Linked DNA regions of Homo sapiens: region 1 is linked to region 2. Evidence: chromatin contacts called from ENCODE Hi-C data. All regions are on one chromosome and are shown on one strand. Each heading gives the region's core, a stretch centred on a gene start or an enhancer-like site at or near the end of the contact. The rest is flanking DNA. Distances are from core to core; before and after follow the strand shown. Region 1 has its middle 78 kb from the start of SEC11C. Region 2 overlaps ALPK2 (alpha kinase 2).

Region 1 (5,969 bases), core at 3,241-5,740, 570 kb after region 2:
AGAATAGTTTTTGGTGTCCTTTTAATAGCCTGGCCTGGACCTCTCATCACTTCTCTCTCAGGACAGTCTCTGTCCTTGGGACCCTTGGGTTCACATCTGGGTGCTACATTTTTAGAACATTCTGACATATTGGCCACCAGACACAGCTATTTAAAATGAATACACTCATGATATTTCCTTGGGATCTGGGGTGGAGGGGCCTGAGGGAATTTGGAACCTAAACAAGCCAACTTTGGCTGAGGTGGGGCCATGAGGTCACTGTTTGCGCACCATGACTAAGGAAATGAACAAGTGTGCCCTAAATGTACCTTTGGGCTTGCTGATTATTCCAATGGACATCTCAGGGATTTGGATTCCCTTTGCCATGTCCAGATCAAACATAACATTTTGGCTTATTTCCTTGTATTTTTCAGTGAAGAGGCGATTGTATTGTATTTCGTGGAGTACTACACAAAGCCCTACTGCCGATTTGGGCCAGTTCTTGTGGGCCTCTTTCTGAGCATTTACATGCACCAAAACCACCAGGAAAACATTCTCAGAACCAAGGTATGATTTCCCGTGCCTCACTCTATGGGCATGGGTCTGGCTGGGACTGTGTGGCCCACCTGGCCAGGCTCTTCCAAAGCTGTGGATGAAGCAGTCAGCCTGCTGGGTACTGTATTGTGCTGTAGAGTGTTACTGATGTCTCTCTGTGCTAAAGAATCAGAAGGAATTGGCCAGGTGCAGTGGTTAACACCTGTAATCGCAGCACTTTGGGAGGCTGAGGCAGGAGGATCCCTTGAGTCCAGTTCAGGACCAGCTCAGGCAACATGGTGAAACCCCTGTCTTCATTTTTTTTTTTTAATTTAAAGATAAGGCCTTTATCTTCCTGCCAGAGCTTGATTCTCTGCTTTCTTCACTGACCTCTCCTTATGATCCTCCAGATTTGGAACCCAGTGTGGTCCCATCTGTAGGAGCTTTGGTACTGACCCAAAGAAACCACCAATGTGAGAAAACATACCCAGTGAGATTACAATGGCAAGACTTTCTTCTGGAAGAGGATACTGAGTTGGGTTGGATTTTTAACAGCACATGCTCAGTGGTTTCTATATACAAGATTCTTGGTCAGATTTGATGGTTGTGTCTGGGAATCAGGACGTGAGGTGTCTAGAGGGGAAGCTGTTACTTTGCTTTTCCAGATGTACCCCAAGCACTCATTTTCTTCTCTGGCTCCTTTGTGGGCAATCATTCTAGTTCACCATCCAATCTCGTTACTCAAGCTGGAAACCCGGGTTCATCTTGGATGCCTCCTCCTCACTGACCACTGCTCTCAGCCAATCATCCCCCATGCTCTGCCGATGGTTTCTCCTGCCATCCTCTCTCATCCTTTTGAACTGACCTTAAAGCTCTTCTCATCTCATGCCTGGATGTTGTCACTTGTTTCCTTGCCTCTAGTCTTATTGATCTCAAATCTACTCTTGGGGTGATCTATTTAAGACACCACCTTGGCTGTGCCCTTGAACGGTGAAAAATCTTTCAATGACTTCCTTTTACATCCATGATAAGGCTTGATCTGTTCAACAAGGCCTTCAGAGTTCCCATGACATCACTCTGCCTGTCTCTCTAGCATCATCTCTCTCACCACTCTCTGCCTTGCACTTTGCATATCAGTGATACCAACCTGCTCACAGTGCCCTTGACTGCCGCCACTGACACACACACAAGCTGTTCCTGGCATCTGTGCAGTTGCTCATGCTTCTTCCTCCGTCTGGAATCTGCCTCTACCCCCTCCCCTCTACTCACCTCTCCCTTTCATCTGACTTAACTCCTGTTTTGCCTAGAAGGCTCACCTAGACTTTTCACCTCCAGGAAGTCTTTCCTTATCCTTCCAGGCCAGGCTGTGTCCTTCTTTTTGGTTCCTCTGTGCACTGTATATTCCTGGGCCCTGGTTTGTACCGCATGATAAAGCATTTATTCACCCCATAGACTGTGAGCTCCTGGAATTCACTACTTGTATCACCTCTGAATCGCCAGCATCTGGTTCTGAGATCCTGACTCACTGAAGGTACTCAACACATGAATGAATGAAAGAGAATTTTCTTCTCAATGGAGGAAGGGCCAGAAGTTAGGATACAACTCCTGCCCCAAACCCCTCTGCCAGGTCCTACCTTTGTTTGCCTAGGCTTTGTGGGTACCTTACCTAGATGTTCCAGAGAAGAGGCCCTGGTCCTTGGAAAACCTTGTGTTGCCCATGGGAGGAAGAAGAGATAAGATTTTACCGAAAGGAATGAATATACAGAAGCTGTGTGACTTTTTCTATAGGTTGCAGTTACGATATTTTCCTGGAAATGCACAATTCAGTTGTAGACTATAACAGAGTGCCATTAAAGAGAGGCTTCAACATAGTCCAGGTTACATGGGAGCCCAGGGAGAAAATGTGTGTCAGCAAAGGGCAAAACTTAACTTGAAGAGGGAGCATTTGGGAATGACTTCAAGGGCCAGGGTCAGCACCAGGAAGCCCGGAGCTGAAATACAAGCCAAGTTAACCTGGAGAAACGCGCACAGTTGGGTACACCAAACTCAAAGCTTTAGAAGCTAGAAAATAAAGACACGGGGTCTAAACTGGAGGAAGCTGCCAGGAGTGAGATAAGGCAGGATGCACCATAATAAAGATAAGCAGACAAGGACAGAAAGAGAACATGATACCCAAGATGCATTTTGAGAGACTGCAGGCCCATTTGGGCCAGGGAAGTAGCAAAGGGGTGAGGGAGATCCCAGGCTAAAAGAGTGGAGTGCCACTGAGTATGTACCTTTCCTCTCCCGCAGCCAGGAACCTGAGACCTAAGCAGGTCTCAGAGACAAGACGGTGGACTGATCCGATGTTGGTTCAGTGCAGTGTAGACATAATCACAGCAGCTTGAGTACAGCACGGAGAAGCAAGAGAGCTCCTTGGAAGACAGATCTGGGTCTAAAAAGGTCAACTCAGGTGACGCAAGGTCAAGATCTTGAAGTGAGTCAGGTGTTAGGATTTAACTCATGGGGCTATTCTTTGAGCTGAAGACTTCTCACATTCCCATTCCTTCCACTTGACTAGGCTGCTGCCCAGGCCGGGGCTGTGTGCTGGAGGCCCTCACGTTTATGGTGAAGGCGGAAGCCATCAAGGAGCATTAATCTGGTTACCGGACAAAATGGGAGATTAGGAGTGGGTTAGAACATTACTTATTGATTTTCTTTTCACTTTCATTTTGAAATGATTATAGATGCCCCAAAAGTTGCAAAATTAGTACAGAGAGGTGCTGTGTGCTCCAGCTCCCCAACAGGCAACGTGTGACACAACTATGGTACCTGACCACAGCCAGAAAATCACATTGGCACAATAGACCTCAGATCTACCAACACATACTCATTCGCGCACGTCTGTACGGTTCTGGGTAATTTTGTCCCATGTGCAAATTTGTGCAACCACCCCCACAGTCAAGGTACAGAACTCTCTGTCACCACAAAGATCTCCTGGCCACCCCTTTTAAATTACAACCTTCCATTTTAGTCAAATCTATGCTGACTGAGGTTTGCGAATAAAGACCTAAGTGACAGGAATAACACCAAAAAATAAGTTTGTGTAGGAGGAGGGAATTATACAATGGCTAAAAAGGGCTGGGCCCCGCCTCTCCTCTCCCCGGAGATGCAGGTCCTGCTGGGGTGGAGCTGCTCCCTGGTCACCCTATTTGCGGTGGCCGCTCTGGCATACATGGTGGATGACTCCTCTGCTTCCTCTCTAGTAGCTGCAGCTCTCTACCAAGCCCTCCACCGGACCCTGTGGGCGGCGGCTGTGGGCTGAGTCCTCTTTGCGTGCCACGGAGGATATGGAGGTATGGAAGCGGCTCCAGGCTTTGCTGTCGGGTTCACACCCTGTTCCTTTAAAGGTGACAAATCGAACACACAGGGTGTGTACCGGAGTGATTTCTGTTTTCTGGAGTGGTTGATGAATGACTGATATTGATTCAAAAATATCAATTTCTCTCCATCCTTGGAAAAGACAAAGGATTTATGTATAAGATTTTTACATGGATTTATGCACAAGTGTGGGTTCTGAAAGAAGAACATGCAGCCTCTCCAATGCAGCTAGTTTAGAAGTTGGAAAGGGAATTCAGGCAGAGTAATGTCATGAGAAAAAAAAAAATCAGTGCTTGGGAGCACTGCCTTCCAGCCACAGCACCTTGAGCCTTGGTTTCCCCATCCGAAGGTGTAGATGGGGAATGCTTGCCAGGATCCCCTTTGATAACTGAGTTGGCTTTCAACATGCAGAGAGCCAAGCAGATAAAAGGCTTCAATGGAAAAGAATCTTCTCCAGGTTAGAAGGGTGTATCCAAGTCACCTGATGCTTTTCTCCCCGTGATCTCTATTTGGCGAGAGGTAGGAACTGTGTGCTTGGGACGTCAGCAAACAACAGGGCAAGGCTGGCAGGAAGCTCCCAGAAGAGATTCTGGCCTCAAGCGACCCAAAGCCCTGACAGAGGAGCAGTGGATCTGGGGGGAGGCATGCCTGCTTCATACTCTAGGGAAATAACCCATCAGGAGGAGTTTCAACTTAGCCTGTAAACCCACACCAGTCAGCCTCAGCAAAGGTGGTGGGAAATAATGATTTACCGGTAGCACTGACCACGCCCCTGGGAGGAAGACCTATAATTAGCAATGAGAACAACCATGTCAGGAGAGAAAGCAACACAGTGAAAATCCCACAGCTGGTGAGTGGCTGAAGTAGAAAATGAACCCAGGTCCCAGCACGAAGTCCAAAGCCAGTGCTCTTCACTCCTAAGTGATAGCACTTTTCCCAGATGTTAATTAAAATGGTTCCTAAATTTTACAAGTATTTTAATATAACGATGCTCTTTAATATTGTAATTTTAAAATGAGCCTTAATGATCTTTCATATTTTAATTTTAAAAGCTTTCCCTTATATGGAAAAGTGATACTAAAGAGGAAATGGACTGCGTTCTCTCTGACTGATGTATTTGCATTTATGGGAAACTCTGGGATATGTTACCACAACCCTGCTGCCTCACCCCATGACCATGTCCCCGAGCTGTCATAGAGCCTCATAAACAACTACTCTCCGTGGCCTGGCACAGGCCATTTATAATGTTGCAAACATCACAGTATTCCTCTCTACTGTGAGAGCTGCTGCTGTTTATCAAAAATAACTGGCTAACAAATGATATTAGAGAGGAATGACTTAGGTGAAGTTACAAGATTAAACAAATTTGCATTATTATTATTATTATTATTTTGAGACAGACTCTTGCTCTTGTCACCCAGGCTGGAGTGTAATGGCACGATCTCGGCTCACAGCAACCTCTGCCTCCCAGGTTCAAGCGATTCTCCTGCCTCAGCCTCTTGAGTAGCTGGGATTACAGGCGCCTGCCACCACGCCCGGCTAATTTTTTAATTTTTAGTAGAGATGGGGTTTTGCCATGTTGGCCAGGCTGGTCTCAAACTACTGACCTCGTGATCCACCCGCCTCGGCCTCCCAAAGTGCTGGGATTAGAGGCGTGAGACACCATGCCCAGCCTGCAGCATTATTATTACAGTGGAACAAGCAAATGCTCTCCATCATTAGTCTGAGTAAGGATGCTATCTCATCACCCAGGAGATGAGCAAGCCAGTTTACTTATTATTGAGCAATTTATCATTCAAAGGTGTGTTGTCACTAGCAAATCCACAACTGTAGGGGCACCTGATGTCCTAGATTTGTATCTCCAAAACTATCTGTAAGATATCAATATTGATTAGTAGGTGAATGTAGGAGGTGATAGCTTAAATACATTTTTGGAAAATATGTGTCTACCTGGCTCACACCTGTAATCTCAGCACTTCGAGAGGCCGAGGCAGGTGGATCGCTTGAGCCCAGGATTTCAAGACCAGCCTGGGCAACAAGGCAAAACCCTGTCTCTACTAAAAATACAAAAATTAGCTGGGCATGCTGGTGCGCAT
Region 2 (5,929 bases), core at 2,181-4,680:
TTGGGGCAGGTAACCTTCAGCAACTTATCTGAACAAATGCCATCTGAGCCACCACTGCCCCTCCCTGGGCCAGTCAGGGGAGCCTCCAGGCAATTCGCCCCTGCTTTCCGCCTGGTCCAGGTGGTGCAGGTCAGATCTTGTCATGGCCAAGCAACTGCTTGGATGGCCCCATCTCCCTCTGAACAAAGTCCAGCCCCTCCCCTTGGTTCCTGGCACTCTCTGCCTTTCTTGCCCAGTGCTATGGCCCCTCCCTCAGGCCTCAGTTGAAGCCACAGTCCCAGCTACCCCCAACAGAAACCAAGCCCTGGCTCTATGTTCCCTCATAGCCTCCCTGGCTGGAGAAAAAAAAAAAAGAATACAAAAAGTTCCCTCTTTCTGCAGAAAAATGTGAGAGGAGGGCAGAGGTGCCCCACCTTCAATGAGTCTGGTCTCTGCGTCTGCTGGCAACATATTCTAGAATCCCTGTACATTTGCACAGTTTCTACTCTCATTGCTTTTGATGGCACCCTCAACCAGGAGGTTCTGTGAGACAGGAGTCCCGAAGAAGAGAGCTCAGAGAAGAGCCCAGGGGAGGGGGAGAAGCACTCATCTACTATGGGTCCGTTTTTGAGGTCGCATGAGTCCCATCCCCATGAATATGCAGGAAGCACACAGTCCATTCGTTAGTATCTGAAATGGAAACGAATTGAAGACAAAGAACCGAGGAGGGGGCGTTGTAGGTAGACACCCACCAGATAAGCAGCCTGAGATTCGCCCACTGTCCTAAGCCCCAGAGCTCTGATCCCCAAAGGGCTGTGCTGGTTTTATCTGCAAATGGGAGTGAAACCACCTTTGCAGAAATTATAACTGAGAAAATTGTGACAGTGAAAGAGATCTGACTGAACTGACTCCGTCTTGCTTCTCACCTCCAAGCTCTCCTTGTTCTTTCCTGGGCAGAGGCCAAACTAACTTGGGGAGGAACTTAGTTTATAGTTTGACTTTGAAACAAAGACGGTAACAGCCCTTTCCCAAAACAAACTCCCTTCTTGCCTGGGAACTAGACTGCCTTTGCAGGACTAACAAATTAGCCAAAAGATTAGAAATTATGGTTTAGGAGTCATGCAGCTGGAGGCTACAAGGTTCTAAACTTCCCCAGTTTCTCCTAGGGATGACATCACAATTGTAAAACCTAAGCCTGGTGCTTGAGATGTTTTTCAGACCCTGCCCTCGATGGATCAACTGGCGCCTCCCAGATCAATAAACTGGCTCATTTAGTCTTGTGGCCCCCACCCAGGAACTGACTCAGCACAAGAGGACAGCTTTGACTCCCTACGATTTCGTCTCCCACCTGACCAATCAGCACTACCCCCACTTCCCGACCCCCAATCCCCAAATTTTCAGGGAGACTGATTTGAGTAGTAATAAAACTTCAGTCTTCCATACAGCTGGCCCTATGTGAATTAAACTCTTTCTCTGTTGCAGTTCCCATCTTGATAAATCGGCCATGTCCTGTCTAGGCATACAGGCAAGGAGAACTTGTGGGGCGGTTACAGGAGCCTCTGCAGGGCCACAGGGCAGGTAATTGAGGTGAGGGAGAAGCGCGTCAGCATTCCCACTAGGTACAGGCTTTTTGAGAATTCACCATTCAGAGGAGCAGCTGGGCTGACGCCCTGGGTGGCAGTGAGGGTGGATAGAGGCAAAGCCACATTTCCAGTGTGCTCCAAGTTGCACAGCGAGGGCTGCAGGGCCTTCCGTATTGACAAACTCTGAATCCTCACGAGGGGTGCTCACCACTCTGGAACATCACTCCGCCGTTAGTCCCTCATTGTTTTCCCACAGGCTCCTTCCCCTCTGCCTTCAAACAGGCAAGGTCTCTTTAGACACACACACACACACAACACACAGAGGCAGACACAAAAAGACACAGACACAGATATACACACAGACACACATGCACACACATACACAGGGACACAGACACAGAAACAAAGACAAAGACACGCACACAGACATATATACGCGCACACACACACGCACACATTCCCCACACCTCCTTTTCTGGCTACCTTCTAGACTTTTCCTTGTCTTTAGTCGACAAACTTGTTTAGTTGCTGGCATCTTGGCAGCACATTCCCTCTCTGATCTGTCATGAGGCTCCCACCTGGTGACACTACATTGGCTTAGACCTTCCTGAAGGCAGTGATAACCTTTTTCTTGTCTATTCTGGTCTTCACCCCATGCTGTCCACTCAGGCTCTGTCACCCCAACCCTCTCAGCCATCCCTGTACCTGCCTCGTGCTTCTGTCTCCTACTGGCCACCAGTCTGTCCTGCAGGGGTGATCTCGAATCTACCAGACTTCTCTAGACGTTCTCTCTGTTCAGATTCATCTCTGAAGCTGGATGACAAGCGATGCAGCACCTGTCCCTGAGTCCTCAGGTCCTGGGGAATGGACTGGGCAGAGGGACAACTAGGGAATAGGGTCAGGAGTGGGAGGAACCCATGGATCCCAATTCCAGACATTTCAACAGAACTGTCCTTTGTAAGACTTCTGGGTAGAGGCCAGGATACTGCTGTGCTAGTCCCTCCATGGAGGGGGCATGTCCTGGCTGGCTCTGTTGGGCCTGGGAGACTCCCCCATACACTGAGAGCACTGCTATAGTAGGGTCTGCCTTGCCAAAAACTGCGAAAATCACCACTGTTCCCTTCAGACTTCCCTCCAGCCTCCAAACTTCCTTAATGGCAAAGACTGGCCACATAAATCAGCCAGCGGGCCAGCCAGCCCTACTACAGAATGGGCTGACCGGATGAAGATGGGATGCAGGTGGCCTTCCAGGACAGATGACCCTGTGGCAGGCGGGGACAGGAGCTATCTGGGGCATAAAATTGCCTTTCTCAAGCTGACAGGCCTGTGAGATTGGTCCGCTGATGCCTGGCATTGGGGACTCAGCTGAAATGTTTGGTGTTCTATAGTGACATGGCCCTGCTATGAGACACTTTAAAGGCATCAGGAATTCTGTTCCAATGTCCCTTTGTTTCCTCTCCTGGCAGACTCATGCATTGCTTTAAATAGTCTGCCTGGAGTCACCACTCATGCACATAAGCCTATTCTCGGGGCGTGTTTCTTCGGATTAGATTGTTTCTTCCCACCTCCAAGTTTGTTTTGGCGCTTCCTCTCCAGGTACGGTGGTGGCTCGGCCTTGTGACTGGGCAAAGCATCCCAGGTGGCTGCCGTCCCCTCCATCTGCTTGTGGGCATTGAAGGCAGAGCCTTTCTTTTGGAACTCAGCTTGGCCGAGTGTGGGAGTCTATTTTGATCTTTTCTCCTGTTCATGGCCAGGACCAGAGCTAGGCACGCAGACCCCAATGGAGCCTGCTTTCTCAAGGCAACTGTCCTCCTGCTACATGAATGAATCATCCAGGCTTCTGTCCAGGGTCTCGGGAATTTGGCTTCCATGTCAGGGACGCTTGACACAAGCCACACATCCTTAAGCCTCGTCGTTCCTTCCTCCGAGGGTAGAAAGATGCAAGGCTGGCTGGCAGCCACTGCGAGGGGTGTCCTTTACGGCTGTCCATATTAATCTTATTTTGGTCTAATGCTTACTGCCAGGGAAGAAATCTGCTAATGGTACTTTTCTTTGTTTTATTTCAATCTGGCAACAGGAAATTGGCTTTTTAGGGGAGACTACAAAGGGCAAAGTATTGGTTCTGGTGCCCTCTGGTGGTTGAACTGCAATCTCGTCGCCTCCCCGGGAACTCCCCGACTGGCTGGAGAGAAGCATGAGTTTGCAGTTCGGCTCCACTGCACGCATGGCTTTAGATCGGTCTGGAGTTGGTTAGGTTACGTTTCCAAATCTCCAGTTATAAAATTAGGCCTTTTTTCCTTGTGTAATTTCCAATTAGAAATTTGTTCAACGGGTTAGTATCTTGGGTCTATCTAGAAAATGGATTACTGGATGTCAAAACAATCTTACTTGCCATACTTTGTAACCTGAAATTTTTGTACTCAACATTTGCCAAAAGATTGAGGTGGCTGAGGCACAGGGGATGTGTTTCCAGACATAATTATATCTCTGGCTCCCAAGAGAAATATGACATACTCCTGTTAAAAGGAACATACAATGAAGTAAAGTTGAATTAAAATGAGTAAGTCATGACAATTCTCTATTTTATTTTATGAGATTAGAGTAATTACTCCTGAAATAGGATCATAGCCTTTGACTTCATTGAACAAGACAGCAAAACAGGTTGCATGACTGGGGTGTCAGCAGCCAAATATATGGTCCTGATTGAGACATATGGGAATTTTTTTTTTTAAATGACACACGGAGCACTGCTTCTTATGGTGGTGCTGTTCCCCCAGCTGAACCCTGCCAGGTACCAGCCCCCCCATAGAACTTGCGACTCTCCCTTTGCATCATGAATGAACTAAGCTCACTCACAGTTGCTTGCTAAGAATCAAGAGAACTTGCTCGATCAACCCTTATTCCTCCATCTTCTCTCCTGCTGTCTGCAGTCTGCGATGCTCGCCTTCCTTTCTTCCCCAGCTCATTTGCCTCCCACCTGGACTTTCCTGTCTGCAGAGTGCCCTTGAACTTGAGCCCTTTCCAAGTCTGTCCTCATGAGTTATCTCCCTTTTGCAGCTTTGACATTCACTGGAGAACTTTTTCAATTGTGCCTCGCCTCCCAGCATTGAGGATCTGCCGTTCACTTTGGGGTGCTGACTTCAAGCAGGAAAGACTTCTTGACTCCTGCCAGCAAGCAGGCTGCCCCATGCCCCATGCCCCATGCCCCATGCCTCCTCACCTGTGAAGTGAGGAGGTCGGGCTTGATCACTGGTTTCCACTCCAGAGGGGTTCCCAGGAGCCTCTAAAGAGGTCTCTCAACCACCTCTTATGCTCTGTTTGGAGAAGTTTTACCTTTTCATCAGTTTTTCAAACTGTGATTGTAAGATATATTTCTTTTGGGAAAAAGACTGTGGCTTAAAAAGGTAACGTTTAAAGAAAAGTTTTTAAAAAACAAAAGACAAGAAGATCTAATATCCCTGCCAAAGCTCTCAAACACTTCAGAATCTCCTCCTCTCCCAGCTCCTGCTCCCTGGCCTCTCCTTGGGTGGGAAGGCAATGAGTAAGTAATACTTTATAGACAGCATTCTGCACTGGGCTCCAGCCGTCAGTGCTTCTAATGGGTCTTGGGCAGCTGTCCCGGGCCAGATAAGTCACATTAAAGCTGAGAACAAAACCAAAGGATTGGATTTCTTTTTAAATCAGGAGGGGAAAAAATGTACCACTTGAAGCTCCCAGTCGGTCTGGGTTCCTGGAAGCTGTTGACTTGAATTTAAAAGATGTCTTCAATAATCATGACCATCTTCATTTTTGAAACTTCTTGGGCAGGTTTCTTCTTTGTTTTGGTAGAGAGTTGTTCTAAATAACAGCACGAAATTTGCCTACTCTGGTGTCAGGCTAAGACATGAGGAGCGAAGGGAAACTAATATTTATCTAGCTCACTTCCAGTTTCAGGGGCTAGGTGTAGATTAACTGGGGGAATACTCAGGGCAAGCCGGAGTGTCCCCATGCTGTACATCACTGACTTTAAGAACTTAGTCACATGCCCACAGTCACACAGCTGGTATGACGAGAAGCCAGGATTCAAACTAGGGCTGGCGGATGCTTGCATCTGCAAGGTTCTGCAGAACACATGGAGCCTGGAAAGGAAGGCTCCGTTTGGAAAATCCTTCTGGGGTCCAGAAGCCTCCATAAATAGGGCACCATATAATTTATCTTCTAAATGGGTACACTTGTTCAGGATCAATGCTAAAGCGTATGGGATGTGAGGACATCAGGCATAAAATGGTACCATCATGGGGAAACTGCAATAGACGTTCATCCCCCTCATCAGGTAGGCTAGGCAAATTCCTACGATGCCAAGAAGCGAGGCTACTATCAGGAGAAAT

The links. Hi-C counts contacts between places; a loop is a spot of excess contacts on that map. Pooled maps may share reads with other maps.
Region 1: a loop to region 2 is called in a map with no recorded cell type, with 4 times the contacts of the local background. The contact joins two enhancer-like sites. A Hi-C loop is called at or near these places in 20 of 37 single-sample maps with no recorded cell type and 12 of 50 pooled maps.

What each region holds. Positions count from the first base shown.
Region 1 is chr18:59,059,072-59,065,040 of GRCh38, forward strand. It overlaps the pseudogene OACYLP. Among named protein-coding and RNA genes, the nearest start is that of SEC11C, 78 kb to the right of the region's middle. RefSeq lists an enhancer at 3,244-4,443. Within about 2 kb of position 4,491, at least 3 of the 41 ENCODE cell types and tissues checked have a DNase peak (open chromatin) inside an H3K27ac peak, as active enhancers do.
Region 2 is chr18:58,490,288-58,496,216 of GRCh38, forward strand. All of the region lies in intron 12 of ALPK2 (alpha kinase 2), which reads right to left. Among named protein-coding and RNA genes, the nearest start is that of MIR3591, 42 kb to the left of the region's middle. RefSeq lists enhancers at 2,904-3,405, 3,406-3,905 and a silencer at 3,682-3,731. Within about 2 kb of position 3,431, at least 11 of the 41 ENCODE cell types and tissues checked have a DNase peak (open chromatin) inside an H3K27ac peak, as active enhancers do.